2 separate regions of the Homo sapiens genome follow, and region 1 is linked to region 2. A link is a loop called in an ENCODE intact Hi-C map of the cell type or tissue named here. Cell type or tissue: endothelial cell of umbilical vein. All regions are shown on one strand. Links, peaks and the distances in the headings refer to the core of each region. The heading gives the core; the rest is flanking DNA. Region 1 has its middle 73 kb from the start of NELL2. Region 2 holds the start of LOC124902922 (a long non-coding RNA gene).

The links. A loop is a pair of places that touch in the nucleus more often than their neighbours do. Peaks named below come from ENCODE experiments on the same cell type or tissue, not always from the same donor. Only the 100,000 strongest peaks of a DNase experiment are listed, where the experiment ranks them.
Region 1: a loop joins it to region 2, with 2.9 times the contacts of the local background. A loop is called at or near these places in 12 of 110 quality-filtered maps.

Annotation. Positions count from the first base shown.
Region 1 is chr12:44,941,798-44,957,319 of GRCh38, forward strand. No RefSeq gene overlaps it. Among named protein-coding and RNA genes, the nearest start is that of NELL2, 73 kb to the left of the region's middle. RefSeq lists an enhancer at 6,852-7,051. In endothelial cell of umbilical vein, for the core only: a CTCF peak has its summit at 7,108 (motif pointing left); a DNase peak (open chromatin) is centred at 7,114.
Region 2 is chr12:44,306,976-44,322,497 of GRCh38, forward strand. All of the region lies in intron 6 of TMEM117 (transmembrane protein 117), which reads left to right. It overlaps LOC124902922 (a long non-coding RNA gene), which reads left to right and starts at 5,915. Exons shown (of 2, transcript XR_007063281.1): 1 at 5,915-15,268; 2 at 15,437-15,522. RefSeq lists an enhancer at 1,258-1,758. In endothelial cell of umbilical vein, for the core only: no CTCF peak of the experiment used is centred there; no DNase peak of the experiment used is centred there.

The sequences.
Region 1 (15,522 bases), core at 3,761-11,760, 630 kb after region 2:
GTTTCTAATTTCCAAGGAAAAATTATTAAATATCTTTGAATCTTGGTTTCTTCCTGTGAAGGATGATAAAACCACTTCATCAAGTCATTGTAAGGGATAAAAGTTATAGCCGATATAAATAGTTAATTGTATGTAGTTGCTCAAAATAAAGTAGCTATCATTATTAGCACTATATTTTTAGAGTGGTTTAGTATAAACTGCATATCCAAACTTCTAACCTTTACAATATTCACCAAAACTCAAATCTAAATAGACAAAGTATGCTCAAATCATGATGTTATATAGAAAAACCTCTAAGGTGGTTAAGCGACTTTATTATGGTATTTTAATATCATGAGTTTTCTCAAAGTGTAAGCTTTGAAATTTTAATAATAAAACATAATGATCCATCTATATTCCAGTTTGTTCTTCATCAAAAATGGGTTTCCAAGAAGAAAATCTAATTGTACCAATGCAAAAATCCTAGTAATGACTGGCTGAAAATCTGAGCAGCTCTGAGGTAATTAAGTTGAAAATGCCAAGGAAAATTGTATTTTTGTGGTTGTTATTTTATTACCCTTTCCAGCAATTTTCCACTTGAATACCTTTTAAATGTATAATTTAGCCGCACTTTATTCTTTACTGTATATCAATATGGGAGGCAAATAACTTAACAGAAGACCTGGAACCACCAAGAATTCTGGTTCTAGTTCTTGTATTGATTTAGCTCTTGATTTTCCATATTTAAATTAGGATAATAACCTGACCAGTTTCAGAACCATGTTGTCATGACCTCTTCTTCTTTTTCTTTGAGTCTCTCCATCTCCTTTCCACCACTGCCAGTCCCCAAAATACTGTGGAACTGAATTTATCATAAGTGAATTGCTTGCATTAAATTATCTGATATAAAGTAGTATTTGGCATAAAAATGATCATAAATGTTTTCCCCCTTCTTATAAATAATGCTTTTTCCCTTTTTCTCAACAGTTCTAATTGCCTCTTATTAAACCTATGAAATTAACTTCTCCTGATTTTAGTAATTCCAGTCATTTCAGCAAACCCAAGAGAGCCAAGGACTGAGCTCTGGAACATTCTGTTACTTAAAAGTCAATATTTAAAGATTCAAAGGTGAATCCCATCAAGGTGGAAGCCTGATTCGATTTGTCATGAGGATATGGGCTGAGACCGTGGAGACATTAAGGTTGGCTGTAAAGGGTGGTCAATAAATCGGTAGCTATAGGGGACATAAAAGCGAACGAGGGTTCTATTCTCCCTTGATCAATATTACAGCACATTACAGCAGGGAGAAGAGAGATATAGTGATTATGCAAGACAGAACAGAGATAATTATGTCAGCAAATTCTTGAGAAGGTGAAAAGAGATGGAATCCAGTGCACAAGTAAAGGGATTGTTTTTAACATGGGGACAGAGACCCTTCCTCTGTAATAGAAATATTCAGATGTGAGAGACTAGGTGGTGGGAAAATATCATTATCTTCTGATTGCTTCTGTTTGCTCAGCAAGATAAGAAGCAAAGTCATCAGCAGAGAGTGAAGAACAAGGAATACAAGTTGGAAATTTGATAAGAAAAAGTGTAACATAGTAACCTCAGACAGGGAAAAAATAATTCAGTGAGAAAATGGAAACTGTGGTTGACAACTGCAGAGAGGCACTAAGGGCCCACTTGAGACACAGTCATGAAAATTAAGAGAGATCCCTCAGCTAAGTTAGATGTTCCTCTCCAACCATGAACTGCAAGCTTGGTAAACATTTATTAAATGTTTATTAAGTGCCAAGCACTATTCTAAACACTTCATTTTTATATTACTTTATATTAATACGTTTGAGCCCGCAACAACTCCATTAGATAGGTATACATGAGGAAACTGAGGCACAGAGCAGTGAAGAAACTTACTCAAGCCACATGGCTAGTAAATGTTCGACTCAGGATTCAAGGAGCGTGGGTCCAGAACCCACAACCTTAATCACTAAACTATGTGACATTTCTGTGAGTGCTTGGGATTAACCAGTATTGATGTTCTGCCATTTGAGTAAGGCAGAGAGTGAGGCAAAAAAGCTGAGGGCATTTACAAGTAATTAAACAATGGAATCTAAGCTGGACAAGGAGGAAGTGAGGATAAAAGAGGGTAGTGGAAACTAAAAATTGTAATAGTCAATGGATTAGAAGCCCCAGAGTAGTCCACAATTGTCATAGAGGCAGTTAGCTGAAAACAGAAGAAGGGGTGTTTGGTGACTGGATGTTAGAAGATGAGATTTTGAGTATGGTACAGTTATTCACAACAACATAGTATAAAGTTTTACCATGATGATTGGCAGCTAAGGTCAGGGGGTGAGATGAGGCATGAAAAGATTGTAATGGAAAAGGTCACAAGGCCATGCGTGGTGGCTCACCCCTGTAATCCCAAAAATCTGGGAGGCCAAGGCGGGCCCATCACCTGAGGTCAGAAGTTCGAGACCAACCTGGCCAAATGGTAAAACCCCACCCCTACTAAAAATACAAAAAATTAGACAGGCATGGTGGCCCACACCTGTAATCCCAGCTACTTGGGAGGCTGAGGCAGGAGAATCACTTGAACCTGGGAGACGGGGGTGTCAGTGAGCCAAGGTCACACCACTGCACTCCAGCCTGGGCAACAGAGTGAGACCCCATCAAAAAAAAAAAAAAAAAAGAAATAAAGAAAAGAAAAGGTCAAGAGACTTAAAACAAAATCCATTGAATGTACTTTATATATATATGTATATATACCAAAGGTAGTCATGGAAAGAAAGAAAGAAGTCAGGTGTTAACATCTTCACCAAATGAGGAGCTTTGTAGATTACTACAGGATGGAAGGATAAGCATAGTCCAGCGGCTTTGCTCCAAATAGATATTCCAACTCTTCCCAATTTACAGATAACTTTCTTGGTTTTAACACTGAAAGTCCCACATTCTGGGCCTCCATGAGCTAGGGATTTTGAAAGATGAAGAAAAATGAGACATTTTCTGGATATGGCAATGAAAAGATTATACCTGCTCTATCTCCAGGCCTTGTGAGATATGGATGTTATGAATTTTAACTCTAAAAAACTGTCATGCGGTAGGTACTACTATTATATTTGTAATTCCTCTTCTCAGAATAGAATGCTTTGTTAACATTAGCTGATTAGTTTGAAGCAAATATTTCCAAAACATTTTCCTCACATTTTGTGCTACCTTGATTCCTAAAGGGTAATGATTATGTTTCTTGTCTCGCTAAATCTAATATGCTCTAAAAGCTATAGCTAATTCTGTTTTACCAATAAGTATTGTAAATACTTGAATGCACCCAATAGGAAAAAATCACTCAGGTAAGAAAGTCTTTTCTCACAGAAAAAGTGTTGGCACTCGGGAAAGGATAGGCGTGGTACTGCAGTATCATCCTATAATGAGAAATATTCTGCCATAGAAGGGTCCACATCTTCCACTCCGCTAATTCAAAGACTTCTGGGTCTAGAGTATGGAGGGAGAATCACAGTATTTCATAGGCAGCAGTAACCTTAAAGATACTTTAGAAGTTATTTAGGAGTTATGGAAACCATCTTATTTGATTTAAACCCTTGTGGAAACTCTTCACTCAGATTATGCATTAAAAGTAGTTTCTGTATATTTCTATATTCACATGGCATTAAATGCTGTATGACACTTTTCCATTTCTTAAGCTGGACATTTACAAAATGTGTATCATATTAAGTGATTTCAAAATAACACATGCAAAGAAAAAGGCTGAAAAAATACACAAAAGATTCACTAAAAAATTATCCAGATGGTGCAATGAGACCATCAGGCTAGTCTAAGCCATCTTCCAGGTCTTTCCTGCCTTGTAACCACACCCTTCTCTCTCCTTGCTCTTATCACTAAACTTCTCGAAAGCAAAGTCTATATTTTTTTAACTCCAAATCACATCTTGGATTGAACCTGACTTCAGCCCACACTCTCTTAGGAGGTTACCAAATGACTATTTGCATAGTCATTTATGAGAAAATCCCAATTTCCTATCCTTTTATTATTTTCACCATATTCAGAATGAACTACGTAACTAAATGTGTATGATTTTTACACATGTGTTAGTCTCGCACAAGTTTAAAATCCCTGTCATTTATGAGAAAATCCCAATTTCCTATCCTTTTATTATTTTCACCATATTCAGAATGAACTACGTAACTAAATGTGTATGATTTTTACACATGTGTTAGTCTCGCACAAGTTTATAATCCAGAAAAAAACTACTTAATATGCCATATATCCTAAGCTCAGGTTTAAATGCCCAGCTCTCTAAACTCAGTTTCCATCCCTCCTTGGAATTTCAGTAACGTTTCAAACCATTTGCTATCTCTTCTCCCTGAAATTATCTAACTCCTGTCCACTTTAAAATAATATCTCTTATCTTACTCTCCTATTAAGTTCTTTTACTTTCTACCTCCAAAATTAGTTCATTATTTTTCATATAATTCTTGAACTTTTAGCAACACAATGACACCTCTCTTTTTAATATATTCTTGCCCTGAATAGTTTTCCTGAATGTTCTTTCTTTGGTCACTTAGTGGCTTCTTTTCTTCCTCCAGGCTCCAAAGGCCAGTAATCCCCAAGAACCTACACTTGCACTTTCCCTCCCTTCTTTCTACAAGGCTGACTTTTATTAGCCAAGTGTCTATTCTCATGATTTCAAGAGCCATTCCTAAACAGAATGTACCTCAAAACCTAACATTTTGAGAATTCTTTCCTGCAGTTCCAACCCATTGCTAAAGGCATCTCCACCTGGATGCCTTACAGTCAGTCACCTCACACTCCAACAAAAATCACACTCATCTTCCTAACCAAAACCAGTTATTCTCCTGATTTCTCTAATTCTGGTTAAAGAAGCCACCAATCTCATGGTCACCCAAACTAAAAACCTCTGTTTTTAATCTACTCTAGTCAGTTAGAATGGTTAACTTTTTCTATCTCCACCCTAGGTCTGATAATCATCCCCTCTTCTTCACGCCTACAATTATATTATAATGGCTTCTTAATTGCCTCTTTGCCTCTGGTTTTTCCACCATCCAGTCTGTCCAGGATATTACTGCCAAATAAATATTCTAAAACCCAGTATTATGACATTTCTTATTCAGTAACCTTTAGCAGCCTCCTACCATATAGCAAACTAAAGTCAAACTACCTAACCTGGCAACCAAACCCCTCTAAGCTGCTTGTATTTCTCTGGTAATACTTATCTTACAATAGAGTCAAACCTCTTAGATTCTAAAATCAGAAACGAGAAAATCATACATAATCAAAATTACCCTGGAAAAGTCCTTCGACAGGCACTCCCCTGGAGACCGCAAGTTGGTTTGGCACAGCCAGTTTTTCCTCCAGCATTGGAACAGATTCCTGTTTCTTTGGTTGAGCACCAGGTGAAGTAGTTGGCTTGCTTTTAGGGTACACTTTACATGAAAAATGCATATATGTATATCTTTAAAAACTAGAATCACTCAGCTCAGTGGATATACTTGCACTTCAGAACAGAGACAAACTGAGGAAACCACAGGTTCGCATCTCCATTGTCATGCTCACTCCAGGCAATCATTAAAAGGAATGATGGGCAGTATTGTCAACATTATTTAAATTGGTAATTTTCTCATTTTTATTAGATTGTTAGTTTGCTTTTGTTTTGCTGAGATAATGGGATTTCAACTGTTAAGTCTTCATTAAAAGTTATTTAGGAACTTGCCTTTACTCATCCCCCAGAACTTTGGGGATAGAAATCATGTCATATTCCTATTTTCATTTTATACAGCACTTGACACTGTACTGAGTTACCCTGTAAGTATTTTCTCAACAAATCAAATTTGCTTTGATTTGTTTATAATTAAGTGGTGTTCAATAGAATATGTCTGATGAAAGGGTTATTTCCTATTTTATTAAAATCTGGATCTTTTCCCATAAAGACATATTGACAAAGTCTTTTCTATTGCAATTATTTTAAGGCAACAACTATTTTTAAAATATGTTGCTCTATTTTAAATATAATAATAAAACAATATTGATAAACTCCAGTAGAGGCTATGAAATAGATATATACTTGGTATCTATATTTAATAACCAAAATATACATGTTAAAATATTTGTATATTTCAATACAGATGCCACATATTTATATTTTAAAATAATTAATCTACAGTTGTTATTTAAATTAATAACAAGGGGCCGGGCACAGTGGCTCATGCCTATAATCCCAGCACTTTGGGATGCTGAAGTGGGTGGATCACCCGAGGTCAGGAGTTCGAGAGCAGACTAGCCAACATGGTGAAACCTCATCTCTACTAAAAATACAAAAATTAGCCAGGCATGGTGGCGGCTGCCTGTAATCTCGGCTACTCGGGAGGCTGAGGCAGGAGAATCACTTGAACCCTGGAGGCAGAGGCTGCAGTGAACTGATATCACGCCACTGCACTCCAGCCTGGGAGACAGAGTGAGACTCCGTTTCAAAAAAAATAATAATTAATAAAATAAAAAAATATGAATAACAAGGAAATAACTGCTGTAATATGTCATCATGATTATATTAAATCACGAAAAAAGCTGATAGCATTCCTGCATTAGACTGCATAGGGTTTGCCAATGTTATTTAAATATACCGTATAAATAGAACAAAAAAATAGATCCCAGAAAAATTACAAATACAGTATCCCACGTAACTTAAGATTGTTACAAGAGTTATTTAAATATTTACCTTGGGGAAATATAAGACATCCAGAGCTGCTTCTGGGAGATAATTTAAATAAGCCACCCTGTGCATTTTGAGGGACGTACAAAAATAAAGTTTGGACTTGCTGCCACATCCTCTAGATACCTGTTATATTCTTCCTGAAATTTAGTGACAGAATCTACCCTGTAGTATCCAACACTGTACAACTGGCAGGTTTGAGAAGTCATCTTGAGTTGGGGTGGTGCTAATGGACATTCCCCAGGAGCACCTAAAGGGAAGCTATGAAGGCGACTCTAGGTGGTGTCACACACCCTTGCTTCCCTGGGCAACATCCGCGGGGCTTTGAGAATGTTCCTGGGAACGTTGATCTCCGAGTGAAGGTTGGAGCTTCCTAGTGACCACTAGGGGGATCGGGAGCACCGTTGCGGCAGGCTGCCCTCTGGAGGCCGTGAAAGGAAAGGGCTCCAGGGATGTTCTGAGGTTTACAGGCTGCACACACCAAACAGCAGTGGATGCTGACGCTAAAAGACTATTAATGGGCCAGGAGTGGCGGCTCACGCCTGTAATCCCAGCACTTTGGAAGGCCGAGGCGGATGGATCACGAGGTCAACAGATCGAGACCATCCCGGCCCACATGGTGAAACCCCGTCTCTACTAAAAATACAAAAATTAGCTGAGCATGGTGGCATGTGCCTTTAGTCCCAGCTACTTGGGAGGCTGAGGCAGGACAATCACTTGAACTCGGGAGGCAGAGGTTGCAGTGAGCCGAGCCGAGATCCTGTCACTGCACTCCAGCCTGGCGACAGAACGAGACTCCGTTGTCAAAAAACAAACAACAACAACAAAAAAAACTATTAATGTAGGGAACAGACCTCAGATATTTGGAGCCAGATGAAGATGCCATCGGGGTTACTGATGCCTGGTATGCTGATAACCTTTCTACCTAGATTTCTAGTTTTTCACGCATGTCCAAAGAACTAGGTCTCCCTGAAGAAGGAAAGCTACATATCAGAATGAGGAAACAGAATATATACAGGCTTTGGGATCAGACCAACTTGTATTCAAATCCAATTTGCCATTTATTAGCATGAGAGGATGATTAAGGCCATATATTTAATCCCTGTAAGCTTATGTTTCCTCATCTGGAAAATGCAAAGTACTTGGTATCAGAAGGTACTTTAAAATTAGAATGGATTCAAAAGAGGAAGTTGTACTTTTAGTTTTTAACCTAATACAATTGGAATATCTGGGACTCTGGGTGGTATCATTCATTACTGTCCCCAGCTACCTTTAGTAAAATCTAACATCTCTGTCAATAGCTACACAGACTCCACAGATCAATAACAGCCTTATGTAGTGAAACATGATGCCCTAGAAGATTCTGCTGCTTCCAAACCTGCTATATTTTGTATTGGACATAAATATTAATTGTTCTCATGAACATCAGCCTATAGGGAGGCCTATAGCCTCCCGATCTAACCCCCTACCAGGTGTAGCCAGTATATCTAAATGGAGCTCTCACCTGCCTGTCTGGTACCTTTGGTTCCTCAAGGTGTTGAGAGCCTCATCCAGAATTACAGTTGCCAGAATCAGCAGACTGAGGAGCAGATAGAGTTGGAGGGGCCAGCCTACTTAACTAACCCCTGTATCCCTTTCCCTTGGTATTGGTCTTTGTTGGTAGTATTGGTCCTGCTCCTCAGGCTCCATCTGTTAAACATCTCAACAGCATATACATACAGCTCCCTATTTAATTATTCTAATCCCACCTGATGCTGCCCCCAAGAAGTTTCTTCTGTCCCACGTCATTGCATTAGTCCCTTGAACTGACTTCATCCTGTATTTAAACTATTACACCCTCAGCTTGGGTTTTAAACTTTAGGTCTCATTACAGTACATTTTCCCCAGGCCTCACTCACAAATATTACAACTTAGCCTCAGATTGTTCCTCAAAATCTCTCAAAAGAGCTGATAGTTATGACTGCACCTTTAATCAGAATATATAAGGGCTAGAGTTATTGTCTGGAGTCACTGAACTAGCACTCAGATTCCTAACAGAGGATGTGGCTATAGAAATAGGGTCAGTTAATTCCATTAGTTAGTTTCTGTTAATTAACACTGTCATCAAAGAAAAAAACCCATAAATACTCAGAAATGACTCTAAAAAGAGTTCTTCATCCTCTAATTTAAAAAGTAGTTAATGCACAATTTTTAACTAATGTGGTGGCTTTTGTCTAGTCTCTCCGTAGGAGAACACATACTTAGAGTTGTGCACTTGGGGTTTTTTTCCTGTAATAACGATGGATTTCAGCTGATCCATCTGTTTTCTCCTCTGGAATGCCTCATAACCAAGAGTATGTATCTCCAGATAGCAAGAAAGGGGGAATTATTTAGTGGCCCAAGAATTGCAAGGAATACTAAACGGTTCATAACAGAATTCAGACCTTATTAGAAATGTGTCGGAGGAGGAGCCAAGATGGCCGAATAGGAACAGCTCCGGTCTACAGCTCCCAGCGTGAGCGACGCAGAAGACGGGTGATTTCTGCATTTCCATCTGAGGTACCGGGTTCATCTCACTAGGGAGTGCCAGACAGTGGGCACAGGCCAGTGGGTGCACGCACCGTGCGCGAGCCCAAGCAGGGCGAGGCATTGCCTCACCTGGGAAGCGCAAGGGGTCAGGGAGTTCCCTTTCCGAGTCAAAGAAAGGGGTGACAGACAGCATCTGGAAAATCGGGTCACTCCCACCCGAATATTGCGCTTTTCAGACCGGCTTAAAAAACTGCGCACCACGAGACTATATCCCACACCTGGCTCGGAGGGTCCTACGCCCACGGAGTCTCGCTGATTGCTAGCACAGCAGTCTGAGATCAAACTGCAAGGCGGCAGCGAGGCTGGGGGAGGGGCGCCCGCCATTGCCCAGGCTTGCTTAGGTAAACGAAGCAGCCAGGAAGCTCGAACTGGGTGGAGCCCACCATAGCTCAAGGAGGCCTGCCTGCCTCTGTAGGCTCCACCTCTGGGGGCAGGGCACAGACAAACAAAAAGACAGCAGTAACCTCTGCAGACTGAAATGTCCCTGTCTGACAGCTTTGAAGAGAGCAGTGGTTCTCCCAGCACGCAGCTGGAGATCTGAGAACAGGCAGACTGCCTCAAGTGGGTCCCTGACCCCTGACCCCCGAGCAGCCTAACTGGGAGGCACCCCCCAGCAGGGGCACACTGACACCTCACATGGCAGGGTATTCCAACAGACCTGCAGCTGAGGGTCCTGTCTGTTAGAAGGAAAACTAACAAACAGAAAGGACATCCACACCGAAAACCCATCTGTACATCACCATCATCAAAGACCAAAAGTAGATAAAACCACAAAGATGGGGAAAAAACAGAACAGAAAAACTGGAAACTCTAAAACACAGAGCGCCTCTCCTCCTCCAAAGGAACGCAGTTCCTCACCAGCAACGGAACAAAGCTGGATGGAGAATGACTTTGACGAGCTGAGAGAAGAAGGCTTCAGACGATCAAATTACTCTGAGCTATGGGAGGACATTCAAACCAAATGCAAAGAAGTTGAAAACTTTGAAAAAAATTTAGAAGAATGTATAACTAGAATAACCAATACAGAGAAGTGCTTAAAGGAGCTGATGGAGCTGAAAACCAAGGCTCGAGAACTACGTGAAGAATGCGGAAGCCTCAGGAGCTGATGCGATCAACTGGAAGAAAGGGTATCAGCAATGGAAGATGAAATGAATGAAATGAAGCGAGAAGGGAAGTTTAGAGAAAAAAGAATAAAAAGAAATGAGCAAAGCCTCCAAGAAATATGGGACTATGTGAAAAGACCAAATCTACGTCTGATTGGTGTACCTGAAAGTGACAGGGAGAATGGAACCAAGTTGGAAAACACTCTGCAGGATATTATCCAGGAGAACTTCCCCAATCTAGCAAGGCAGGCCAACGTTCAGATTCAGGAAATACAGAGAACGCCACAAAGATACTCCTCGAGAAGAGCAACTCCAAGACACATAATTGTCAGATTCACCAAAGTTGAAATGAAGGAAAAAATGTTAAGGGCAGCCAGAGAGAAAGGTCGGGTTACCCACAAAGGGAAGCCCATCAGACTAACAGCGGATCTCTCGGCAGAAACCCTACAAGCCAGAAGAGAGTGGGGGCCAATATTCAACATTCTTAAAGAAAAGAATTTTCAACCCAGAATTTCATATCCAGCCAAACTAAGCTTCATAAGTGAAGGAGAAATAAAAACCTTTACAGACAAGCAAATGCTGAGAGATTTTGTCACCACCAGGCCTGCCCTAAAAGAGCTCCTGAAGGAAGCGCTAAACATGGAAAGGAACAACCGGTACCAGCCGCTGCAAAATCATGCCAAAATGTAAAGACCATCGAGACTAGGAAGAAACTGCATCAACTAACGAGCAAAATCACCAGCTAACACCATAATGACAGGATCAAATTCACACATAACAATATTAACTTTAAATGTAAATGGACTAAATGCTCCAGTTAAAAGACACAGACTGGCAAGTTGGATAAAGAGTCAAGACCCATCAGTGTGCTGTATTCAGGAAACCCATCTCACGGGCAGAGACACACATAGGCTCAAAATAAAAGGATGGAGGAAGATCTACCAAGCAAATGGAAAACAAAAAAAGGCAGGGGTTGCAATCCTAGTCTCTGATAAAACAGACTTTAAACCAACAAAGATCAAAAGAGACAAAGAAGGCCATTACATAATGGTAAAGGGATCAATTCAACAAGAGGAGCTAACTATCCTAAATATATATGCACCCAATACAGGAGCACCCAGATTCATAAAGCAAGTCCTGAGTGACCTACAAAGAGACTTAGACTCCCACACATTAATAATGGGAGACTTTAACACCCCACTGTCAACATTAGACAGATCAACGAGACAGAAAGTCAACAAGGATACCCAGGAATTGAACTCAGCTCTGCACCAAGCGGACCTAATAGACGTCTACAGAACTCTCCACCCCAAATCAACAGAATATACATTTTTTTCAGCACCACACCACACCTATTCCAAAATTGACAACATACTTGGAAGTAAAGCTCTCCTCAGCAAATGTAAAAGAACAGAAATTATAACAAACTATCTCTCAGACCACAGTGCAATCAAACTAGAACTCAGGATTAAGAATCTCACTCAAAACCGCTCAACTACATGGAAACTAAACAACCTGCTCCTGAATGACTACTGGGTACATAACGAAATGAAGGCAGAAATAAAGATGTTCTTTGAAACCAACGAGAACAAAGACACAACATACCAGAATCTCTGGGACACATTCAAAGCAGTGTGTAGAGGGAAATTTATAGCACTAAATGCCCACAAGAGAAAGCAGGAAAGATCCAAAATTGACACCCTAACATCACAATTAAAAGAACTAGAAAAGCAAGGGCAAACACATTCAAAAGCTAGCAGAAGGCAAGAAATAACTAAAATCAGAGCAGAACTGAAGGAAATAGAGACACAAAAAACCCTTCAAAAAATCAATGAATCCAGGAGCTGGTTTTTTGAAAGGATCAACAAAATTGATAGACTGCTAGCAAGAGTAATAAAGAAAAAAAGAGAGAAGAATCAAATAGACACAATAAAAAATGATAAAGGGGATATCACCACCGATCCCACAGAAATACAAACTACCATCAGAGAATACTACAAACACCTCTATGCAAATAAACTAGAAAATCTAGAAGAAATGGATAAATTCCTCGACACATACACTCTCCCAAGACTAAACCAGGAAGAAGTTGAATCTCTGAATAGACCAATAACAGGAGCTGAAATTGTGGCAATAATCAATAGTTTACCAACCAAAAACAGTCCAGGACCAGATGGATTCACAGCCGAATTCTACCAGAGGTACAAGGAGGAACTGGTACCATTCCTTCTGAAACTATTCCAATCAATAGAAAAAGAGGGAATCCTCCCTAACTCATTTTATGAGGCCAGCATCATTCTGATACCAAAGCCAGGCAGAGACACAACCAAAAAAGAGAATTTTAGACCAATATCCTTGATGAACATTGATGCAAAAATCCTCAATAAAATACTGGCAAACTGAATCCAGCAGCACATCAAAAAGCTTATCCACCATGATCAAGTGGGCTTCATCCCTGGGATGCAAGGCTGGTTCAATATACGCAAATCAATAAATGTAATCCAGCATATAAACAGAGCCAAAGACAAAAACCACATGATTATCTCAATAGATGCAGAAAAAGCCTTTGACAAAATTCAACAACCCTTCATGCTAAAAACTCTCAATAAATTAGGTATTGATGGGACGTATTTCAAAATAATAAGAGCTATCTATGACACACCCACAGCCAATATCATACTGAATGGGCAAAAACTGGAAGTATTCCCTTTGAAAACTGGCACAAGACAGGGATGCCCTCTCTCACCACTCCTATTCAACATAGTGTTGGAAGTTCTGGCCAGGGCAATTAGGCAGGAGAAGGAAATAAAGGGCATTCAATTAGGAAAAGAGGAAGTCAAATTGTCCCTGTTTGCAGACGACATGATTGTATATCTAGAAAACCCCATTGTCTCAGCCCAAAATCTCCTTAAGCTGATAAGCAACTTCAGCAAAGTCTCAGGATACAAAATCAATGTACAAAAATCACAAGCATTCTCATACACCAACAACATACAAACAGAGAGCCAAATCATGAGTGAACTCCCATTCACAATTGCTTCAAAGAGAATAAAATACCTAGGAATCCAACTTACAAGGGATGTGAAGGACCTCTTCAAGGAGAACTACAAACCACTGCTCAAGGAAATAAAAGAGGATACAAACAAATGGAAGAACATTCCATGCTCATGGGTAGGAAGAATCAATATCGTGAAAATGGCCATGCTGTCCAAGGTAATTTACAGATTCAATGCCATCCCCATCAAGCTACCAATGACTTTCTTCACAGAATTGGAAAAAACTACTTTAAAGTTCATATGGAACCAAAAAAGAGCCCGCATCGCCAAGTCAATCCTAAGCCAAAAGAACAAAGCTGGAGGCATCACACTACCTGACTTCAAACTATGCTACAAGGCTACAGTAACCAAAACAGCATGGTACTGGTACCAAAGCAGAGATATAGATCAATGGAACAGAACAGAGCCCTCAGAAATAACGCCACATATCTACAACTATCTGATCTTTGACAAACTTGAGAAAATCAAGCAATGGGGAAAGGATTCCCTATTTAATAAATGGTGCTGGGAAAACTGGCTAGCCATATGTAGAAAGCTGAAACTGGATCCCTTCCTTACACCTTACACAAAAATCAATTCAAGATGGATTAAAGATTTAAACGTTAGACCTAAAACCATAAAAACCCTAGAAGATAACCTAGGCATTACCATTCAGGACATAGGCATGGGCAAGGACTTTATGTCCAAAACACCAAAAGCAATGGCAACAAAAGCCAAAATTGACAAATGGGATCTAATTAAACTAAAGAGCTTCTGCACAGCAAAAGAAACTACCGTCAGAGTGAACAGGCAACCTACAACATGGAAGAAAATTTTCGCAACCTACTCATCTGACAAAGGGCTAATATCCAGAATCTACAATGAACTCAAACAAATTTACAAGAAAAAAACAAACAACCCCATCAAAAAGTGGGCGAAGGACATGAACAGACACTTCTCAAAAGAAGACATTTATGCAGCCAAAAAACACATGAAAAAATGCTCATCATCACTGGCCATCAGAGAAATACAAATCAAAACCACTATGAGATATCATCTCACACCAGTTAGAATGGCAATCGTTAAAAAGTCAGGAAACAACAGGTGCTGGAGAGGATGTGGAGAAATAGGAACACTTTTACACTGTTGGTGGGACTGTAAACTAGTTCAACCATTGTGGAAGTCAGTGTGGCGATTCCTCAGGGATCTAGAACTAGAAATACCATTTGACCCAGCCATCCCATTACTGGGTATATACCCAAATGACTATAAATCATGCTGCTATAAAGACACATGCACACGTATGTTTATTGTGGCATTATTCACAATAGCAAAGACTTGGAACCAACCCAAATGTCCAACAATGATAGACTGGATTAAGAAAATGTGGCACATATACACCATGGAATACTATGCAGCCATAAAAAATGATGAGTTCATGTCCTTTGTAGGGACATGGATGAAATTGGAAATCATCATTCTCAGTAAACTATCGCAAGAACAAAAAACCAAACACCGCATATTCTCACTCATAGGTGGGAATTGAACAATGAGATCACATGGACACAGGAAGGGGAATATCACACTCTGGGGACTGTGGTGGGTTGGGGGGAGCGGGGAGGGATAGCATTGGGAGGTATACCTAATGCTAGATGACGAGTTAGTGGGTGCAGCGCACCAGCATGGCACATGTATACATATGTAACTAACCTGCACAATGTGCACATGTACCCTAAAACTTTAAGTATAATAAAAAAAAAAAAAGAAATGTGTCATAATAGATGGATACTGATATTCATCTTAAAGTATTATAGAGTACCTCTCATTTCCTTTCCAGTCTCAGCATTCTCCCTTTTCTATTATTACTGATTTATAAATTAATGAATTGCTTAAGAAGTAAAAATAATTTATTTGTCTGGTTGTCTGTCAATTTTGCTATGATAAAAAATGTCCAAAAACTGTACTTGTACATCTGTCCCACAAAAATAAACACTGTATCTATCCATATCTGGAATAATAGAAGATTTGCCACACCAGTCAATGATGAAAATCTTCCTTTGAATTAAACATCAAAGTATTAGATGCTAGAAAAGGC
Region 2 (15,522 bases), core at 3,808-11,807:
TAATCATGAAAATTGCATTCCACAAACATTTCACCATGTAACAGATTTGAAGTGTGTTTGTATTCTGTTTTGTGCGTGGCTCTAAGAAGTAGGTTGACTACTTTAAAAATAGACATTGTGACTCTTGGTAGACTTTATTTTAAAACCCCATTGACCTGACGTTAGTAGAGCATTTCTTTTGAGGTCACAGTTGTGGAAAGTGGATTCAGTCATTTCAGAGCATATGGCAGAGCAACAAGCATAAACCTATGTTAATTAAATAGTCATGGTGTTTTAACAAGTTGGAATATATTTTCAAGATAAGTTATTCCAACTGATTACATTTACAGGCTACTTAGAAAGAAAGATTTGTTTAAATGTTTGTCCACTAGATTTAACATCTCCTTGAGCTTTGGGAGTATTTTCTATAACTTCTTCAAACTATTTTAAGTTCCTCTTTACATGTGTTTAACATCTTCATTTTTCCTTACTAAAGGAAAAATACTATTTGAAAACACAATAGTGCTGGCTTCTGTTATAGGGTCCCAAGTGGTGACGTGGAATAAAGGGCTTATCACTTAGGTAATACCTGGATTAACCATAAATGCCTACTCTCCTCATGGTATGTGCTTAAGGGATTAAATCTCAACTTTATTTACTCTCACTTCCCTCATTACTGCTAGTACAGCGGGGAGACAGAGTGTTCAGGGAGAATCACGGAGGAGGACTGCATCATGTTTATTAGCAGTCCTGGCAACAGACCTCCAAATAGTAGACAGACTTAACACGGTGAGTTTGTCCATACAGAAGGAAGGAGTCCAGCCAAGTGGGTAGTCTGCATGAAGTGCCAAGGAGGATGTCCTAACAGGTGGCCCATGGTATCAGAGGAATTTGGCAGAAGGTAATAGTGAGCTGGAAGCATTGGGTTTATCAGGCAAAAACTTTTAGGATTCAATCATGGGTACTGGAGTGACAAACGCATTCACTTGAAAATGAAACTAATGGTCTGGTTAGCATATGATATAGATGACAGTTGAAACTGATAGTAAATTCTGTGAGGGATTATCGTGAGCGGGAGAGATCACTCAGGTTTTTATGTATAACATGGAAAGAATGTAGTTTGAAGGAATTATAAGATTTGGTTAAGTAAGTGGAAAATAGAGACATTCAAGTTTTATCCCAATTTAAAGTAAAATGCTTCAGTCCCTGGGGTATTCGTTTAAAAGAGAGCTAGAACATGATTTAAAAAACTGGAAATATATAAATTCTATACTACTGCAGATGGGCAGGAATTTTTTCAAAGCCATCCTGAAGCAGCAAGATATAACTCATTTGCATTTGTCTTTTTCCAATGAATGTGCTTTTTCTTATAATTAGAGCTTGACCATCGCTCTGAAAAGAATATTTCAGCCCTATCCCTCACTCTCATCTTTGCATGTGTGTCAAGGTTGGCCCTGGAAGTCTTGTGTAGTAGTTGCTACTTGTCATTGTCTCACTTGTACCCAGTAAAAAAAAGTGCAGCATTGAAGACTGACACATTCAGCCATGCTATTGGCACCCAAACTCAGAGCACTGCTGTACTTCAGGTCAGAATTGTATAGGTGATGCTAAATGCAAGCTATGGTGCAAGCTTTTCCTAGATCTGATGGACTGATTCTTTGTAACTTTTTTTTTTTTTTTTTTGAGACAGACTCTTGCTCTGTCGCCCAGGCTGGAGTGCAGTGGCGCCATCTCGGCTCGCTGCAAGCTCCGCCTCCCGGGTTCACCCCATTCTCCTGCTTCAGGCTTCCCAGTAGCTGGGACTACAGGCGCCTGCCACCGCGCCCGGCTAATTTTTTGTATTTTTAGTAGAGACGGGGTTTCACCGTGTTAGTCAGGATGGTCTCGATCTCCTGACGTCGTGATCCGCCCACCTTGGCCTCCCAAAGTGCTGGGATTATAGACGTCAGCCACTGCGCCCGGCCTGTAACTATTTTTAATGGATGCTGTCAGGGATATGAAGTATTTCTATGGGCTCCTCTATGAGCTTTTTAAGTTACAATGATAAAGCTAAGGAACAAATTACAAAAGAACTTTGTAGGCAATGGAATCATGGAAGCCAGTATAACAATCCTCTATAATTCAGAGCATTCATTTTAAACTCATGCCTAAAATAAGAAATGAAAAAGAGCTATTGTTAGACCGACAAGTTCATTAATATCATGAAGTCATGAAATTTTAGAGCAGGAGGAAAATTTAGGATCACTTTTTCATATCTTGAGTTTTACAGCTGAAGCCCAGGGAGGTTCTTTAATTTGCCTAAGGTCATAAAGTCAGTCAGTGGCAGGACCTGATGTAGAAGCTGGGTCTTCTGAACCTCTACCCACTACCCCAACGGGCAGTTTCTAAGTCAAGGTTTATTAACTCTGGAGTTGGACGTGAAGAGGCACGTTGGAGAATGTTGTCCAAGAGGCTCAGTGTCAAGTCTAGTTAGATTAAATGTGGAATCCAGTAACAGGAGACCATATGAGAACACTGCACAGTGAAATGAGGAACAAGCTACTAAGATGGGCAGAATGGTGCAATGAAAACACTACTGGACTAAAAAGACAGGAGTTGAGGGAGGGAAGAAGGCAGAAAAACTAAAAGGCCAACATTCATTGAGCACTTAATATGTACTGGGCACTGTCCTGGATGCTTAGATGTACTTTATTTCATTTAATCTTACAAAACCTTCCAATAAGGATAATATTATTAATATTATTTATAACTTTACAAATGAGAAGAAAATGGGAATTTCCTAAGGCACACAGATACAGTCTGGATTCAGCAGAATGAGAATTAAAAAAAAAAAAAAAACAGATCTGTCTGACTTCAAAGACCATACTTTTTTTCATAACTTGTTTTACTGTTGTGCATATAAAATGAAATAATATGCTGTATACAAAGTTGAAAACAAAGCACATTGCAGGTGATAGGAAGTTTAGTGAATGACGGGAACACTCTTGCAATAGACTAAAGTCAGGGCTGCATAGTTCTTAGTGGCAGTGTGACCTTAGTTAAGTCAGCTTGTTTCTAGGAATCCACTTTTCTCGTTGATAGCATGACAGTTTTTTCCTTCCTCTTGTTACAAGATTTTTTTGTGATGGTCAATTTTTTTTAAATGCTTGAAGTATGATGTTTTTGCATGTCAAAAGTACATAATGTGGATAGAAGAAAATTAATTTAGTTGAAAAATGTTTCAGTTTTTCTTTGAATTACAATTGATCATTCAGACCTTTGGTTTTAACTAAGAAAAACTATAGTAATATGACGGTATATAAAGAATTTGGAGTAGGAGAAACAATGTAGCCATAACCTACAAATAGAGGCATACTCTAAGGCAGTGATTCTCACTGTTATCTGATGATAAGAATCACTGGGGGCAGGGCACAGTGGCTCACGCCTCTAATCCCAGCACTTTGGGAGGCCGAGGCGGGTGGATCACCTGAGGTCGGGAGTTCAAGACCAGCCTGATCAACATGGAGAAACCCCATCTCTACTAAAAATACAAAATTAGCCAGGTGTGGTGGCATATGCCTATAATTCCAGCTACTCTGGAGGCTGAGGCAGGAGTATAGTTTGAACCCTGGAGGCGGAGGTTGGGGTGAGCTGAGATTGCACCATTGCACTCCAGCCTGAGCAACAAGAGCGAAACTCCGTCTCTCACAAGCACACAAAATAATCACCGGAACCTTTACAGAGATGTGAGTTCTCTGGATCAGAAGAGCTCCAGGAGTTTCTTGTTTAGTAAGTGGGTAATGGTGCCTGGGATATATGTTCCTTTAAATCATTACAGATGATTCTTGCAATCATAGTTACCTGCATTAGAAGCACCTGGGTTCTGCTTAAAAATGCAGATTCTTGGGTCTTCCTCTTACATCTAGTAGTATGAGAATCACTAGGGGATTCTGCCTGGAAATACGAGTTTAAAATTAGACTATGATTTCTCAGCTCTCATGTAACTCTGGTAATAAGTGAATGTTTGCTATTGCTTTGATCAGATGGCTGTACATGACAGAACTGCAAGAAAATTCTAAACTGCTAGATGATAGTCTCAGTTTATTGCATTTGAAGATGTTTGGGGAATTGTTCAGAATTTTGAATTTCTCCTATAAAACTATATCACTACTGTTGTGTATTTGTGGAAAGCTGAAAAATAAAACTAAATATATTCTGGATACATTTTTCTCAATTTTTATGTGAGTATATATATATATGTATATACATATATGTATGCTGAAAACGATATTTATATCTGAGAGATTACCGTTTGTTCAACCTTTGATTTCAGTAGCTGAGTACATTCATTTGGCAAGTCGAATAAGGTCTAAAGCAGAGAAACAGCAGGAAATCAAGGAGGTACATATATCTCAGTTTTATAACAAAATAAATTTACACACAAAAATGTGTCTAGAAAAAAGATAAGTAGTTGTTTATAATCCCTTCCTGGGCCTTCTAAAGAGGGTGAATGCCAAGAAAGATCTTTTGTTTTAATGAATAGGGTGGTGGGTGTAGATGCAAACTGGAGAAGCTCAGGAACCTAGGTGAGTATTCCTGCCTATGCAGAAGGTTGAGAAGACTTGTTATGGGGAAAGAAAGAGGGAGGACGTAGAGATGACAGCTGCCACAGCCAACAGAAATTGTAACAGAGAGGATTTTCAAAACAATTTTGCTGTATTATACATAATGTTACATCTTACATCCAGCTTCAGCTTCCCAATAAATTTTCAGTTAATATTAAATATATATATGTATATATATATGTATATATGTGTATATATGTATATATATATGTATATATGTGTATATATGTATATATATGTATATATGTATATATGTATATATATGTATATATGTATATATGTATATATATGTATATATGTATATATATGTATATATATGTATATATGTATATATATGTGTATATATATATGTGTGTATATATATATATATATTTTTCCTCCCATTCTTTTGGCATTTGATGGCCAGGTCAATCCTCCTCTTTACATGCCAGATGGGTTTCTGGGCAAGAGCCAGGGGAAGGAAAAGGTCATGGAGGCCAAGGTACATTATTTTTCTTAATAATTTCAACTTTTATTTTAGATTCAGGAGGTACTTGTGCAGGTTTGTTACATGAGTATATTGTGTGATGCTGATGTTGATGAATGATCCTATGAATGATCATAGGATGATGATCCTATCATCTATGGTGTGCATCATCCTATCACCTAGGTAGTGAGCATAGTACCCAATAAGTAGATTTTCAGTTTTTCAGCCCTTGTCCCTTCCCTTCCCTCTCTAGTAATCCCCAGTATCTCTTGTTGCCATCTTTATGTTCATATGTACCCAATGTTTAGCTCCCACTTATAAGTGAGAACATGCAGGATTTGGTTTTCTGTTCCTATGTTAATTTACTTAGGATGACGGCCTTCAGATGAATCTATGTTGCTGCAAAGGACATGATTTTTTCTTTTTCATGGCTGTGTAATATTCCAGGGTGTACATGCATCACATTTTCTTTATCCAATCCACCGCTGTTGGGCCCTTAGATTGATTCCATGTCTTTTGCTATTGTGAATAGCTCTGTGATACATATGTGAGTGCACATGTCTTTTTGGTGATGGAATGATTTATTTTTTATTGAGTATATACCCAGTGATATGATTGCTGAGTTGAATGGTAGTTCTGTTTAAGTTCCTTGAGAAATCTCCAAATTGCTTTCCAAAGGGGCTGAACTAATTTACATTCCTACCGTCAGTACATAAACATTCCCTTTTCTCTGCAGCCTCATCAGCATCTGTTATTTATTTTTATAATAGCCATTCTGACAGATGTGAGATGGTATCTCATTGTGGTTTTGATTTGCATTTCTCTGATGATTAGTGATGATGAGCATTTTTTCATAAGCTTGTTAGCTCCTTGTATGTCTTTTGTTTTTGAGAAGTGTCTGTTCATGTTCTTTTGCCCACTTTTAGATGAGATTATATGTGTTTTGCTTGTTAAGTTGTTTAAGTATATTACAGATTCTGGATATTAAACCTCTGTTGGATGCATAATTTGCAGATATTTTCTCCAATACTGTGAGCTGTCTGTTTACTCTGCTTTTCATTTTGCTGTACGAAAGCTCTTTATTTAATTAGGTCTCACTTGTCAATTTTTGGCTTTGTTGCAGTTGCTTTTGAGGACTTAGTCATAAGTTCTTTGCCAATCCTGTTATCTACAATGTTATTTTCTAGGTTTTCTTTTATGATTTTTATAGCTTGAGATTTTACATTTAAATCTTTAATCCCATCTTGAGTTAGTTTTTCTATATGGTGAAAAGTAGGGGGACAGTTTCATTCTTCTGCATATGACTATCCAGTTATCTCAGCACCATTTATTACATATGGAGTTCTTTCCTTATTGCTTATTTTTGTTGACTTTGTCAAAGGTCAGATGGCTGTAGGTGTGCAGCTTGTTTCTGGGTTCACTTTTCAGATCTATTATTCTGTCTGTCTGTTTTTGTACCAATATCATGCTGTTTTGATTACTGTAGCCATGTAGTGTAGTTTGAAGTCAGGTAGTGTGATGCCTCTGGCTTTGTTCTTTTTGCTTAGCATTGCTTTGGCTATTCAGGCTCTCTTTTGGTTCAATATGAGTTTTAGAATAATTTTTTATAATTCTGTGAAAAAAGACATTGATAGTTTGAAGGAATAGTGTTGAATCTGCAGATTACTTTGAGCAGTATGGACGTTTTAATGACATTAATTCTTTCAGTCTATGAGCATGGAATGTTTTTCCATTTGTGTCATCTCTGATTTTTTTCAGCAGTGTTTTGTAGTTCTCCTTGTAGAGATATTTTATATCCTTAGTTGGTTGTATTCCTAGGTACTTTTTTGTGTGGGTGGGTATTGTAAGTGAGATTATGTCCTTGATTTGGCTCTCAGCTTGAACCTCTTTGGTGTATAGAAATGGTACTGATTTTTATATGCTGATTTTGTGTCCTGAAACTTTACTAAAGTTGTTTATCTGGTCTAGGAGCCTTTGGCAGAGGCTTTAGGGTTTTCTAGGCATAGAATCATATTGTCTGCAAAACTGAGATAGTTTGACTTGCTCTTTTCCTATTGATGCGTTTTATTCTTTCTCTTGCCTGATTGCTCTGGCTAGGACTTCCAACACTATGTTGAATAGGGTTGGTAACAGGATCCTTGTCTTGTTCCAGTTCTCATGGGGAATACTTCCAGCTTTTGCCCAGTCAGAATGATGTTGACTGTAGATTTTTTATAGATGACTCTTATTTTTTTGATGTATGTTCCTTCAAGGGCTTATTTGTTGAGGTTTTATAATGAAGGGAGGTTGGATTTTATCAAAAGCCTTTTATACTTCTATTAAGATGATCATACAGTTTTGGTTTTTAATTCTGGTTTTGTGGTGAATCACATTTATTTAGTTTTGTGTGTTGAACCAACTGGCATCTCAGGAATAAAGCCTACTTGATTGTGGTGACTTAACTTTTTGATATGCTGCTGGATTTCATTTGGCAGTTTTTTTTCTTTTTTTGAGGATTTTTGTGTCTATGTTTATCAGGGATATTGGCCTGTAGTTTCTTCTTCTTTTTTTTTTTTTTTTTAAGACAAAGTCTCACTCTGTCGCCAAGGTTGGAGTGCAGTGGCGCAATTTCAGCTCACTGCAACCTCCGCCTCCTGGGTTCAAGGGATTCTCCTGCCTCAGCCTCCTGAGTAGCTGGGACTACAGGCTAGTTTTCTTTTTACATTGTGCCTTTATCAGTTTATGGTATCAGGGTGATACTAGCTTCATAGTATGAGTTAGGCAGGAGCCCATCCTCCTCCATTTTTTGAAATAGTTTCAATAGAATTAGTACGAGCTCTTCTCTGTACATGTAGTAAAATTCAGCTGTGAATCCATCTGATCCAGAGCTTTTTTGTATGTAGGTTTTTTTGACTAATTCAATTTTGTAACTGGGTATTGGTATGTTCAATGTTTCAATTTCTTCCTGATTCACTGTTGGGGCTTGTGTGTTTCCAGGAATTTATCCATTTCTTCTAGAGTTTCTAGTTTGTGTGCATAGAGGTGTTCATAATATTCTCTGAGAATCTTTTGTGTTTCTGTGGAATTGGTTGTAATATCACCTTTGTTGTTTCAAATTGCACTTTTTTGGATCTTCTCTTTTATTTGTTAATCTAGCTAGCAGTCTATCTGTCTTGTTTCGTCTTTCAGAGAGCCAACTTTTGGGTTCATTGATGCTTTGTATGGATTTTGGGGTCTGAATTTCATTCAATTCTGCTCTTATTTTAATAATTTCTTTTCTTCTGCTAGCTTTGGAGTTAGTTTATTCTTAGTTTTCTAGTTCCTCTAGATGTGATACCAAACTGTAAATTTGAGATCTTCCTAACTTCTTGAAGTAGATGTTTAGAGCTATAAATTTTCCTGTCAACACTGTTTTTGCTTCATCCAAGAGATTTTGCTATGTTGTGTTGACTGTTCGTTTCTTTCAAAGAATTTTTTACTTTCTGCCTTAAATTCATTGTTTACCCAAAAATTGTTCAGAGAAAAGTAGTTTAATTTCCAAGTAATTGTGTGGTTTTCAGATACCTTCTTGGTTTTGATTTTATTTGTATTCCACTGTGGTCAGAGCATATGGTGGGTATGATTTCTATTTTTTCTAATCTGTTGAGACTTGCTTTATGGCTGAGCACTATTGTGTGGTGGGCTAAGGCTTTTCATAGATATAGGAGTATTTGTATTATTAATGTGGGTGCTCCGATGTTGGGTGCACATATACTTAGGATTATTAAATCTTCTTGTTGAATTGAACCTTTCATCATTATATAATGTCCTTCTTTTTCCTATTTTATTATTGCTGGCTTAAAGTCTGTTTTATCTGATATAAAAATAGCAATGATATAAAAATAGCAACCCCTGTTCTTTTTTGTTTTCCATTTTCATGATAGATCTTTCTTTCTCCAGTTCTTTACTTTGAGCCTGTAAGTGTCATTTCCTGTGAGAGGGGTCTCTGGAAGACAGGAGACAGACTTTTTAATCCAGTTTACCACTCTCTGTGTCTTCTTAGTGAAGCATTTAGACTATTTTCACTCAAGGTTAATATTGTCATGTGTGGTTTTAATCCTATGGTGAAATTATTAACTGGTTGCTTTGTAGTTCCTGTTATATAATTGCTCTATAGGGTCTGTGAACTATAGACTTACATGTATTTTTGTGGTAGCAGGTATTGTTATTTTGTTTCCATTTTTAAAATTCCCTTAAGGACCTCTTTTAAGCCTGGTCTAATGGAGATACATTCTCTTAGCGTTTTTTTATTGTTGGGGGTGTCTGGAAAACATTGTATTTTTACTTTGCTTATAAAGCTTAGTTTGATGGGATATGGAATTCTTGGTTGAAATTTCTTTCCCTTAAGGATGCTGAAAATAGGCCCCCAATCTCTTCTGGCTTGTAATATTTCAGCTGAGACATATGCTTTTAAATTGATGGGATTCCATTTGTGCATGGTCTGAACTTTTTCTCTAGCTGCCTTTAAGATTTTTTCTTTAGCATTGTCCTTGGGCAGTTTAATGACTATATGCCTTGATGATGTTCTTTTTGTATGGTATCTCACAGGTGTTCTCTGGATTTCTTGTTCCTGGGTGTCTACCTCTTTAAAAATACTAGGGACACTCTTTGTACTATTGCTTCAAATATGTTTTCCAGATTGTTTACTTTTTCTCCTCCTCTCTCAGGAATGCCAGTAATTTATAAATTTGTTTGCTTTACATAATCCCATATTTTTCAGACTTTGTTCATTAAAATTTTTTTTCTTTATTTTAGTCTGACTTGATTAATTCAAAAGACTAGTCTTCTAGCTCTGTAATTCTTTTTCTGTTTGGTGTAGTATATTGATAAAACCTTCAATTGTATTTTGAAATTCTTTAATTGAATTTTTCAATCCTGGAAGCTCTGACTGATTTTCTTTAAAGATGTTTATCTCCTTCTTCATTTCCTGGATTTCTTCAGAAATTTCTTTTTCTTTTTCTTTTTTTTTTTTTTTTTGGCTTTCATCCTTGTCTTGAATCTTGTTGAGCCTCCTTGCAATCCAAGCTTTGCATTCTTAATCCGTCATTTCTGAGTGTCTGTTTTAGTCAGGGACCATTGCTGGAGATCTAGTGTGATCCTTTGGTGGAGTCACAATATTCAGATTTTTCATGGTATGAGAAAAGTTGCACTGGTTCTTTCTCATCTGGAGACACTGGCACTTCTAATTTTTGTAATTATTAATATTTTCATGTGAATAGGATTTTCCCCTTTCTTTCCCTATTATATATATATATATGTTTTTTTTTTTAATTTTTCTTTGTTTTTCTCCCTAGTGGGTGTAACTGTAAAGAATGTTGGCTAGGGTCTTTTGGCTTTGCTTCATTTTTTTGTTTTTGTTTTTGTTTTTGAGACAAAGTTTCACACTTGTTGCCCAGGCTGGAGTGCAAATGGCGCAATCTCAGCTTACTGAAACCTCTGCCTCCAGGGTTCAAGCAATCCTCCTGCCTCAGCCTCCCAAGTAGGTGGGATTACAGGTGCCTGCCACTACACCTGACTAATTTTTTGTATTTTTAGTAGAGACAGGATTTCACCATGTTGGCCAGGCTAGTCTCGAACTCCTGACCTCAGGTGATCCACCAGCCTGGCCTTGGCTTTGCTTCTATAGCCCTATGCACTTCTGTCAGCTGGTTTTATGTTGGACTGTGTGGTTCTACCTACAGGCCAGTAGATGGCACTTATGGGTAAAAGTCAGCTCTGGCCAACGTGAACGGGTATATATTTCAACCTTGTTTACTGGGAGGTCTCTGATGCTGCAGGCAATGGGCTGAACTGTTTAGTGCACAGTGGTCTTAGCTCCCTACTCACCACCACATGAGGGAACCAAGAGAGTAGGGCCTGGACTGGGCAGGCTCACCTACAGCCACTCAATGGCAGGTACTAGCACCAGCACCTAATGCGTGGCCACCTAGCGCCCAGAGGTATGTCTAGGCATGGAGCTTGGTAACCTGCTTGGCCCTAAGTTCTCTGCATGGGGAGGGGTGACGGCCCGAACTCCTAATCCAGTAGAGTGGATGCACCTGGAGATCTTCCTGGGCATGTAGCATAGGGGGCCGTACTGCACCACAGTCTCTCCACAGAAAGTGTGGGGCAACTCAGGCCACTGACCCAGGCAAGGGGGTACTTCAGATGCCTGGAGATATGCCTAAGCATGGAGTGGAGAGGGTCCTGTTACATCACAATCTATGCACAGGAGGGGTGGGAGACTCAGGCTGCTGGTCCATGATAGGAAGTGCTCTGATTGTCTGGAGATCTGCCTGCATGCGTGGAACAGAAGAGGCCCTGCTACACTCTAATCTATGTACGTTAAGGTGAGATGGCTCAGGCTACTAGTCCAGGAGAGTAGGTGCTCTGAATACCTGGAGTTCTGCCTGGATGTGTAGCAGAGAGGGCCCTGCTACACCCTAATCTATCCACAGGAAAGGTAGGGTGGCTAAGGTTGCTGATCCAGGCAACAGGGTGCTCCATCTGCATGGAGATTTGCCTGGGCATGAAGTGGAGAGAATCCTGCTACAAGCCAATTTATGCACAGGAAAGGTGGGGTGGCTCAGGCTGGTAATCCAGAAGAGCAGGTGTTCTCAATGGCCAGAAATCTGCCAGGGTATGGAGCAGAGAGGACCCCACTGCATCCCAGTCTATGCACAGGAAGGGTGGGGCAGCTCAGCCTACTGATCCAGGAGAGTGGGTGCTCTGACTGCCTAGGCATGGAGCAGAGAGGTCTCTGCTGCACCACAATCTAGGCACAGAGAGGGTGGGATGACTCAGGATGCAAATTCATGTAAGTGGGTGCTCCAAATGCCTGGAAATCTGCCTAGGCATGGAGCAGAGAGTGTCCCCTGCACCATGATCTCAGGTGAGCAGGATGGAGCTCCCAGCAAGGTCACACACAGGCCATTTCCAGGTGGCCAAGCTAGGCCTGGCTACAAGTCTCATTGCTCAAGAGAAACTGTCGCTGTAGCAGCTTCCCTCTCACCCTAGAACTACACACGGGGAGCACAATTCCAGCACCTACAACTGGGGCACTGTCCACACGCACCATTCAATTCTGGCTATGGAGGCCTCTACTCAGCACCAGAGCAAGCTCTGCAATCTCTGATCCAAGACTATAATGCCTGCATGGCCATGCTGCTGGGTTGTCAAAGAATTACTGACTTTGTATGCACCTGGATTAAAAATGGCATCCTGCTCTCCATCCTGAGTCTGGGAAAATGCCTGCAGGAATTCCTGGTATCTTTTCCTCTCAATGTCCCCAAGCCTCACCCCAAGCTAGTCCCAAGGCTTGGGAGAAACAAAATGCTCTTTCTTGTCCTGGGTTGCATGGATCCCCATTGGAAAAGTGACTCACAGAGGGAGGCTCTCTGCCCACCCCCTGTTCTGGGTCTTCACTCACTTTTATTTACCAAATGCCTTCCCAGGGGCTGCTTGCCCACCTTCTCCTCCCTGGGGTCTGGGACGTCCTTCACTGTCTTAATGGGTTCCCGTTTTCCCTTTTGAATTAAAATTCATGCATTTGAATTAAAATGTATGATTTTGCTGTTTCCAAGTGGCTAAGACACACTGCAAGCTTCTAATCCGCTGTCTTGGAAGAAAAATAATGCATTTTCTGATGACGTAAATACAAAAGTGCTAAGTTCTTACATTTATTAAATGAGTGTAGAAATAAGATCTGGTGGCTGCATTCACTTTGTCTTCTGACTACCAGTTAATTCAATATTTAAAATTCATTCTTTGGTTTTCATAAAATTACCTATTTTTTTTCTTGGCTCAAAACCTAACTATATGTCTCTTTCTTTCCAGTCCAGTTTGTCAAATTTCCTTCCTCTAGCTGTCCATTATACATACTCTGTGATTCTGCCCTGTGTTTCCTTATCTTCTCATCCAAGTTATTTTTTAAGGCAGTTCTGTTCACTGCCATGGCCTAACAGCCTCCCAATAGGCTAGTCTTTCTCAAATCTTCCTCAAGCCCTAAGACTTCTGCTGAATTTCAGACCTGGATATCTAACTGGCAACCAGCTCTATCCACCTGGATGTTTACGTGGGCATCTCTGGTTCATCATGTCTAAAACCAAGCTATCATCAACCCTTCAAACAGTTATCTATCCAGTCACTCACACCAAAAAACCTTTTAAAAATCCAAGATTTCTCTTTCCTACTTATCTTCCAGTCAGCCATCATGCCTATATATTCTTCTTGCCAAATATCTTTTGAATCTGCCCCTCCTTTAGACTCTTATCACCTATACCTTACAGTTCATGTTACCATCAACTTTTGCCTATATTAGTACAAAGCCCTTTCTCTTCTTTTGGTCTTACTCCATTATTCCAAAGTAATCTTTTTAACACCAAAATCTTATCTTCAAAATTCTTTAAATAATAATTCATTTGCATGTCATCTATACAAGGCCTTTTATCATCTAGCTCATGCCTAGCTTCTGACCTTCTCTTCCTGGTCATTATCACCACCTTCCCTCTCCTACCCCCACCTCTTGCATTTTACACTCTATTAAATTTTGAAATACTTGTTGATTACCGAATTCTGCCTTTTTAAAATAGTACAGACCTTTGCATGTGCAATACAAGGGCATCTCCCCAGTGTGCGTGCTTCACTGCCCTCAGCCATCCAACCCTCAGCTTATATGCTGTCCTCTCTGTGAAGTCTCATCTGCCTCTCTCAAATAAACTTTAGTGCTTCTTTTATTATTTGTTCATGGCAATTTTTAAATATTTCGATTAGAGTTATTTTACTCTTCCATTTAAATTTGTTTGGATGTATTTAATTGTTTTACTAAAAAGTTGTAAGAATTGCCTAGAATAGTTCACGTCAGACACAGAGAATATTCAACAGATGTTGGCTGAATTTAGACCAGCACCTAAACTAGTTCCTTTCAGGTCATTGGGACTCAATATTCACATTTTAAAGAAAAGATTTTAGAGTATTCTCAACTGGGAGCAATTTTATTTTTTCATTTCTTTAGAATTTCGGATCAATGTACTTGTGTGAGCTATTTTTAAGATAAATTTTCTATGTGATAATTGTATTTGAATTGATCAGAAACTGAAAGATTTGTTTTACAGGGATTATTTAAAGCCTGTTGACATTAGACAATTCCTGCATTAAATTTACTGTAAGCTGTAGGAGTGTTTATGATGTAATTCACTTTTCATAGTATTTTACAAAGCACAATCATCATAGACCCAGAGTAGATTGTTTGTGCTGACTCCTTTATACATCTCTGAGCCCAGCTTTTCTTCTGGTAACTCTTTTAGTTGAAATGGGTATCCTCTATGCGTGCCATTGGCATATCTCCTAGAGACAGCTGCAAAGAGTAGCAAAATCAGGGGGTATGATTGTTCTTCCGTGTATTATGAAGCAAGCTAGGAAAATTCTGAATGCAAAGTCACCAGGAAGAGATTCTGAACATGGCAGACCCCATGTTGTCTTTCCTAATCCCTAGAAGAAGGAAAAGAGGTAAAAATATTATGATAAAATCTGGATTCATTTTGCTACTGCCGACAGGGATGAATCTGGTGACTCCCACCCAGAGGTGCTTCCTTGAGAATGGAGAGATGGAAAATTGCAATCACAGACTTTCACATTAGGAGTAAAAACTTATATTATGATGGGTGAAAAAACTATGCCTAACGAAGTACAACTTTTAAGAGCTCATAAATCTTGAGCTCAGTCATAGATTATTAATTTAGAAAAATAACAACTATGTATTCTCAACTGCAAGCTACTCAATATTAATAACATTAGTGTGTATTGTATATCCAGATAGAGAATCACTAAAGGTTTCAAGCTTAGTGGCAAATGTATCTTTAAATATGCATTTACTATGCTCTCTGTAATAAAATGAAAATCATGGTTTATTTGATGGAAAGAGAATGATAGTTTGTAGGCTTTCACAATAAAATGAGAGAACTTGAAACAGGGATTCTCATAAAATGAGATTTTTTTCTAAACTGGAAAATTCTCTAGCCATAATGACCTGGGTAGGGATGGGAGAAAGAGAATGAAGTGTAACAAGGGCGTAATTTCATTTGAATAAAAGGAATTGGCGACTTATGTCAGAGAAGCTATGTTAGAGATATCTAACGGCCAACCAGCTCTGTCCATGGATATCTACCCAGATGTTGTTACTTCGTAGCATGGCTCGGGTATTAGTTCTCTCTGCATCTGCGTGGTGAGTAGCTCTGAGACATATTCTTTTGACCTCTAGGATTCCTTAGGTCATAAAGTGTGTATTTTCTGACCTAACGAGGCAAAAATGTAAATGAATGATAGAACATCTTTTTAAAATTGATTCCCAGAGATCTAGAGTGTTTATACACCCTCTCTGTTTTCTTCTCAGAGTTGCAGAAAGCTTCATTTCGCTACTAAAAGGTTTCCTGATTCCCTTATCTATCAGTAAGAGTAAGCCCAATTCTAAAAAATGTT